Linked DNA regions of Homo sapiens: region 1 is linked to region 2. A link is an interaction called in ENCODE POLR2A ChIA-PET data of the cell type or tissue named here. Cell type or tissue: GM12878. All regions are shown on one strand. Region 1 has its middle 120 kb from the start of LINC01307. Region 2 has its middle 16 kb from the start of S1PR1.

What was found. ChIA-PET counts read pairs that join two places held together with the same protein. Peaks named below come from ENCODE experiments on the same cell type or tissue, not always from the same donor. Only the 100,000 strongest peaks of a DNase experiment are listed, where the experiment ranks them.
Region 1: POLR2A ChIA-PET joins it to region 2 with 5 read pairs; 2 of 35 experiments call an interaction of 5 or more read pairs at or near these places.

What each region holds. Positions count from the first base shown.
Region 1 is chr1:101,441,016-101,445,015 of GRCh38, forward strand. No RefSeq gene overlaps it. Among named protein-coding and RNA genes, the nearest start is that of LINC01307, 120 kb to the left of the region's middle. RefSeq lists an enhancer at 3,445-3,504. In GM12878, no CTCF peak of the experiment used is centred here; no DNase peak of the experiment used is centred here; H3K27ac peaks cover 1,172 bases.
Region 2 is chr1:101,250,784-101,254,783 of GRCh38, forward strand. No RefSeq gene overlaps it. Among named protein-coding and RNA genes, the nearest start is that of S1PR1, 16 kb to the left of the region's middle. In GM12878, no CTCF peak of the experiment used is centred here; no DNase peak of the experiment used is centred here.

The sequences.
Region 1 (4,000 bases), 190 kb after region 2:
CAATTAAGGGCATCAAACATATGCACAAAGCATACCTTTTTCATAGTCCTGCATATACAGACACAGAGTATTTTATGTGGAGCATGTGATCCAATATGAGCTGGTATAGTCATATCTGTGAGGTTGGAAGGCTGGTTAAAAGAAAGGCAAGGACAGACAACTCTATTTATTATTTATTATTCACTCTGGTCCAGTGCTTTGCTGTGTTCTACTGCACATTATATGTCATTGATTTTCTAATAATCCCAAGGAGTTTTTTTTTTCTCCCATTTTATTGGTAACGTCTGAGGAAACAAGCTCTGAAAAATTGTGTCAATTTCTTGGCTTCTCACAGATAGTACAGGGTGTGCGGGATGAAAGCCCAGGTTGGTTTGGTGACAATGCCTGAGTCGTTTCCACTACCCTCTCCATGCTCTCAGTTAAATGACTTCTCAGGGTGAAAGCTCCTTAAGCCAGTCCTGGGGATTCACATAGAGGACTTGACTGGCCTCCAAAAATTTGCTTCTTAAGGTTTCAGGGATTCAATAGCTAGAGATTCATCCTAACAACACAAAAGTTGATTTCCTTGTAGTTTATTTTCATAAATATATTATGTATACTAAGTTTATATTAGCAAATAATGTGATAATTTTAAAAACATGTTTATACAAACATAGCCCTTTCTTTTTCTTTTTCTTTCTTTCTTTCTTTCTTTTCTTTCTTTCTTTCTTTCTTTCTTTCTTTCTTTCTTTCTTTCTTTCTTTCTTTTCTTTCTTTTTCTTTCTTTTTCTTTTTCTTTCTTTCCTTCCTTCCTTCCTTCCTTCCTTTCTCTTTCTTTCTTTCTTCCTTTCTTTCTTTCTTTCTCTTTCTCTCTCTCTTCCTTTCTTCTTTTCTTCTTTCTTTCTTTTTTTTTTTGAGTCGGAGTCTCGCACTGTCCCCTGGGCTGGAGTGCAATGGCACAATCCCAGCTCACTGCAACCTCCGCCTCCCAGGTTCAAGTGATTCTCCTGCCTCAGCCTCCTGGGTAGGTGGGATTACAGGCACCCACCGTCACGCCTGGCTAATTTTTGTATTTTTAGTAGAGACGGGGTTTCACTATGTTAGCCAGGCTGGTCTCGAGCTCCTGACCGCGTGATCTACCCGCCTTGGTCTCCCAAAATGCTGGGATTACAGGCATGAGCCACCACGCCCGGCCTCTTTCTTTTTTTTTCTTTTTTACATGTACTGGTTTATTATAAAGGATATTGCGAAGGATACAGAAGAAGGAGTGACATGTAGCGTGAGGTATGGGGGAAGGGGCAGGGAGTTTTCACGTCCTCCCTGGATGTGCCGCCCTTCAGGGACCTCCACACGTTCAGAGTTCAGCTTGGTAGCTCGCTGACTCTGCCCTCTTGGGTTTTTATGGAAGCTCCATGATGTCAGCATTCCTCCCCCTAGGGTACAGGGTGGGATTCTCTCCTGGGAGGGTCTTAAGACCCACAATCAGAAAGATGGGGGAACATTAGAGTCCTGCCTTGGAGCAGGTGAAAGGAGAGCAGAAGAAAGATTCTATTTCCTGAGGCCTGCGCCTGAGGCCTAACACCCCCAACATTGTGACAGAAGACTGTGACAAGGGCTCTGGGAGTTATGAACAAGGAACCATGGATGAAAACCAATATATATCATAACACCACAGGCCAGACCCTGGTTTTCAACCATGGATCCTTTACATCAAAAATATATATATACACAATCATTAATAATTAGTCCAGTTAATCAGATTGTGTGAGTATCTCCCAGGATGAGATCAACCAGGTTTGCAGGTTTCCTGTCAGTCTTGTCAGGTCCCAAAAGCAGGAGTGGCCTCAGTAAATATTCAACCTCACCCTTTCAGGCATCTGGGATGACTGACCTAAGAGACAATATCATCTCTTACTCTGAGACTCCTTTGAGTTGTTAACTGTAAGCCAAAAAGTACCTGAGACAGGTCTCGATCAATTTAGAAGTTTATTTTGCCAAGCTTAAGGACACATGCCCAGTAGACAAGTCTGTGCCTTTCTCCAAAGATGATTTTGAGGGCTTCAATATTTAAAGGGGAAAGTGTGGCTATTGGGGAAAGAGAAAGAAATTTTTGAAAGATGTGAGTAGACACAAGTGGGAGTTGAACAATGAGAACACATGGACACAGGGAGGGCAACAACACAGAGGGTAGGGGGCAGGGGGATGGAGAGCATTAGAACAAATACCCAATGCATGCGGGGCTTAAAACCTAGATAATGGGTTGATAGGTACAGCAGACCACCATGGCACATGTATACCTATGTAACAAACCTGCACATTCTGCACAGGTATCCTGGAACTTAAAGTGAAAAAATTAAAAAAAAAAGAGATGTGAGTAGATAAGAGGCAAATGGTTGCATTCTTTTGAGTCTTTGAGTAGCTGTTCACATGTGAAAGAAGAGTAGAAGAATAGTTGCTTATGCATTCATCTAGCTCAGTGAATCTGAATTTTTACATAAGATACAATAAGCATAGGGCAGAGGAAGCAATCAGATATGCACTTGGCTCAGGTGAGCAGAGGGATGACTTTGAATTGTGTTCTTTGTCCTGTACCTGTAAGGATAAGCTATCAAGTTACATCGTTAGGGTGAAATTCAACAGAACTGTTTTAGGGTAAAGATCTTGAGGCCCACAAGGAGTTTTCTAGTGGGCAAATTGTGAGGGAGCTATGTTTTTTTTTTTTTTTTTTAATCTTTGTAGCTGTCTTATTTAGGAATAAAATGGAAGGCAGGTTTGCCTGATACAGTGTCTGGATTGACTTTTCCCTTTGGCTTAGTGACTTTGAGGTCCTGAATTATTTTCCTTTCACAAAACGTAACATTGAATTTTTTCGATTAATAACCTATATATTCATTTTCCTACTCTCAGCTACTGTTTCCCCTTCTCTCCATTAATACCCAAACCTTTTCACCTTTGGGAAAGACATTAGAAATGCCACTGTGCTGGTCTAGATTGCAGGTAGCAATACAAGTCTAGCAAGTAGTTCCTCCTCAGTCTATTCCCATTCTGATAGGGTAAGGTTACATAACAGCAGAACTAGTGAGCTATTTTTACCACCAGGCAATACCGATGCATTCACTGTTAGCCCCAGTTTTGCTACATGGGGTGAAGGCACAACCCACTCCCATCATGGCCTTAAGGATTTTGACATAAGATTTAAAATCACAGTTACAGTTTTTTTGTTTAGAAATAATCTCTGCTGTTTCAGCATGTGTAATTATAGCCGTAGTCTTCGGACTAGTGTATCAGGTAGAGGAGCAAAAATGAATAATTTTTAAAAAGTTATTATTATTAATATTATTATTTTATAGAGATGAGGTCTCACTATATTACCCAGGCTGGTCTTAAACTCTGGTGCTCAAGTGCTCCTCCTGCCTCAGCTCTCCAAAGTGCTGAGATTACAGGCGTGAACCACCCATGCCCAGCCTAAATTTTTTTTTTGAGGTGATCTGGGGAAGAAAGAAAAAATTATAGTAATTATACTAGTGCGATTCTCTCTCAGCAAGAATTGCATAGTCATACCAGCATCTTCTCCACCCCTTCTTCTCCAGTCAACCAGAAAAAATGAGAAAAAATCTAGCAGAGACAGTCTAGTCCCACTCATGTTGAGTGTGAGCACACATTCCTGAAGGCATGTAAGCTTGCCCTTCATGCTTTTATCTTCCCCCTGTTTTAGAATACCAATGTTTCAGTTGCCCATTCTACTTCTCTATCAAACTATTATTCGAAGGAAGATATCTCTCTGCCTATTGTTGGACATTATGGGCTGTACAGTGTGTTCCTTGGTCTGAAGAAATAGTGGTTGACCATCCACATCCAGGCAACATCTTCTGTTTTTTTGTTTTGTTTTTATGGCACTCTGAGCATTTTCATTTCCACTGGATAAGCAAAACCCACTCTGCAATCGTGTCTATTCTTGTCAAGACACATTTGTAGCTCCCCAGGGCTACCAGCATCAGTTTTACTTGTCAGCTATGTTCTG
Region 2 (4,000 bases):
TCACTCTATATCAGAGGCTGTGACATCCTGGCTAAAGCTATTGAAGTTGGCAGCATCATTTCCTCTTCCCGAATTCCTTTTTTGGTTAAGTTTAAGAAGGAGCACAAATTGAGGGTGCAACTTTGTTTCCCGTAGTTTTGAACTGGCAGGGTGTCCCTGGGATTTGTGGCTGCCTACTTGAACAATCCCTTAGGACAGACACCATTCACATTTCATGGCTCTCACTAGGAATCATTAACAGCTCAGTGCAGAGTTTTGCTTTTCACTTAACTTGTAAGATAATGAAGAGACCCTGCCAAGGTTCAGAAAAGGATAACAAAGCATAAGCCCCTTAATGGGATGAACTAACGTAAAAGTCTAAGTATCTGGAGCTCTTTCCCACAAGTAGGACCTGACTCAGGGACTGGCATTCAGGCTGACAACCACCATATACAAGAAACTGTAATAGAAACGAAAGTAATTTCCCTAAAATGAGCCAAGTTATGGGCTTTGGGAAAATAAGGATCTGTTAGCTTTGCTAAGATCAGGATCTTTGATTTACAGTGCTTTCCATGAAACGGTATATTTTTATTGAAGAGAATCATAGGATCTAGAAAGCATTGACTTTAAGTGAAGCACTATTTGAATTCAGCTTTAAGTAGACTGAAATAGCTCTTTATATGATTGAAATGTCTCCATATAATTGTTTGTTAATTAACATATCTCATAAAATGGCATTTTATATACCATGCATGGCAAAGCAGTTGACAAGCAATTGTAATATTAAAACAGAACTTCTGGCCTGGCCCTGATCTCTTTGTTAGAGTGTTGTAATGATCTTCAGCCTGTTTGCCACAGCACTGAGCTAGCCAGTGTACCTCTATCATTTGGTTTTCAGGAGTCCCTAGGATAGATCTCAGCTTCAAGACTAGGTGAGGGTAGCCACTTAAATCCTGAGGCCATTGCATCATCTAGGCAGTTGAGGAGACTTGAGAAGCTTTCCTGGTATACTCAGATGTAGTTTTTCTTGTCTGCTTAGATATTCAGATATTCTGAATCAGTGATTGCTCTCAAATACCTGCAGGAACCAGGCAGAGGACTTACTGGAGTCAAGTGGCCTGGGGAGAAACTGATGAGCTTGAGAGTGAATGTCCATCTCAGTGGAGAAGTCTTTATCCCACTCCAGCTCTTTGTTGCTAGCTGAGATGTTGGCCCAGTGTTGTCAGTGTTCCAAAGCGTGCGGAACATATGGGCTTTGATGTATAATCTCCCAATTTTTAAATGATGCTAATTTGATTAAAAACAATTCCTATACAGGCAAAATATGACACAATGGTATCCACACCTGACCCCAGGGCTCCTCTTTGGCATCTAATATAAATTGAAACAACTGAGCTCTCAGAGCTGAGCTTATTCACCTGAAGGTCCACTATGGGTACTAAGTCAATTCCCCACTGGAGCAGTTTCTGTCTGGTGGCCTGGAGTGTGACAAGCATGGGTGGAGATGGGGAACAGGCTAGCTCAGGTTTTAGGACTATGGGGAGATGTCTTAGTTGGCATATCTGATCATCTGCGGCTACTTCATATCTGGCTGAAACATCTTCAGCTCCTGATTTCCATTGTATGGTGAATGGAATGTATGGTGATGGGCACAGAAACAGTGGCATCTCAACCTTCCTTTTTTTGTTTTTGAGACGGAGTCTGGCTCTGTCGCCCAGGCTGGAGTGCAGTGGCGCTATCTCGGCTCACTGCAAGCTCCGCCTCCCGGGTTCACGCCGTTCTCCTGCCTCAGCCTCCCGAGTAGCTGGGACTACAGGTGCCCGCCACCATGCCTGGCTAATTTTTTCGTATTTTTAGTAGAGACGGGGTTTCACCGTGTTAGCCAGAATAGTCTCCATCTCCTGACCTCGTGATCCACCCGCCTTGGCCTCCCAACATTTCAACCTTTCTAAAAGGTGACATCTTGTACACTGTAGTAGCATAATGGGAAATTCAGACAGGCACATCATATGCTACATACCAGACCCTTTCCAAATGCTGGTTCCATCTTCATCTTCCCATTCTAAAATTTCTTCAAAAATTAAAAGCTTCAGGTGGGTGCAGTGGCATGTGCTTGTAATCCTGGTTACTCTAGAGGATCACTTGAGGCCAGGAGTTTGAGAGTTTGGTAGAGACCTTGTCTCTACCAAAAAAAAAAAAAAAAAAAAAAAAAATTAGCCAGGCGTGGTAGTTCCAGCTACTCAGGAGGTCAAAGCGGGAAGATTCATTTGAGCCCAGAAGTTTGAGGCTTCAGTGAGCTATGATTGAGCCACTGCACTCTAGCCTGAGCAACAGAGCAAGATCCTGTCTTGAAAAAAAAAAAAAAAAAGCTTAGATGACATAGTGAGACCCCCCCCACCCAGCGGGGTATCTATTTAATGTATATATATATGTGTATATATATATATATATATATATATATATATATATATAAGCTTATATATATATATAAGCTTATATATATATATATAAGCTTATATATATATAGAAAGCTTATATATATATAGAAAGCTTATATATATAAGAAGCTTATATATAAAAGCTTATGTATAAATATATATAAATATATTTATTTATGCTTATAGATACATATATAAATATATTTATTTATATTTATATATAAACATATATTTATATATATTTATATAATATTTATTTATTATATAAATAAATATATAATAAATAATAAATATATATAATATATTTATTGTATTATTTATATAAATTTATTAATATAATATATAATAAAATAATAATTATATAAATATATAAATATCTATAAATATATATAAATATATATAATATCTATAAATATATATAAATATAAATATATATAATATCTATAAATATAGATAAATATAAATATATATAATATCTATAAATATAGATAAATATAAATATATATAACTATATATAAATATATATAACTATATATAAATATATATATAAATATATATAACTATATATATAACTATATATATAAATATATATAACTATATATATAAATATATATATAAATATATATAACTATATATATAAATATATATAACTATATATAAATATATATATAAATATATATAACTATATATATAAATATATATATAAATATATTTTAAAAAAGCTTATATATATAAAAGATTATATGTATATATAAAAGCTTATAAATGTATTGGCAAGTCTGACTTTCGTCCTTTTCAATTAGCTATACACAACAATACTGTGAAGTGTGTATTACTATCAGTGCCCAGAGGATGCAGCGCATCTGAGGCAAATGGGAGGTTAACGAATTCCCCACATAACGAGTCACCAGTGAAGTTGGCTTTGCTTTTCCATTACACAGTAAAGCCTGGAAAACTTCCTCAGGCTTCCCCAGATTTATGATCATAGACTCACTGAGTTGGAAGGAACCTTAGAGATTAACCTGCCCAACTGTCTCATTTCAGAGATAAGTGACTCGCTCTTGACTCCTACTCGTTTCTCTTGTCCTTGTCTAGTTTGAAATCATAGTTGTGCTAGTAAGGCAATGTTGAAAAGTGAAAGGTTTGTGTTGCTGGTTTTATTGTATTCTTACGTCTCCAGATTTATTTCTCCTAGATCCAGCCAGATTGTCTTTAGACCCTTAGGCTACTGGCCCTTGCTAACTTTTATAAACTGAGATAAATGGAATGCAAGTCTTTGAAATTACAATGATTTTGCTTCTGCAGCAGTGTGAATGTCTGTTGAATTTAGGGGGAGTGGCAGATCCAAGCAGAAGGGCGTAGCAAATGTTAATGAAAATGGTGGTGTTTGACCAAATACAACCCACCAGAGGATAAAATCACAGGCTATAATTTCAGTAGACGGTGGAGTTTTGTGTGGTCGGTAACGTCACTGGAAACCCAAGAAAGAACTTATTTTGCGCAATTTGGCCCATGTTGTTGTTTATTTTGATTACACCAAGCTCAAGGGCTCTTTTGACATTAAAAATGCTTATTTCAGCTAA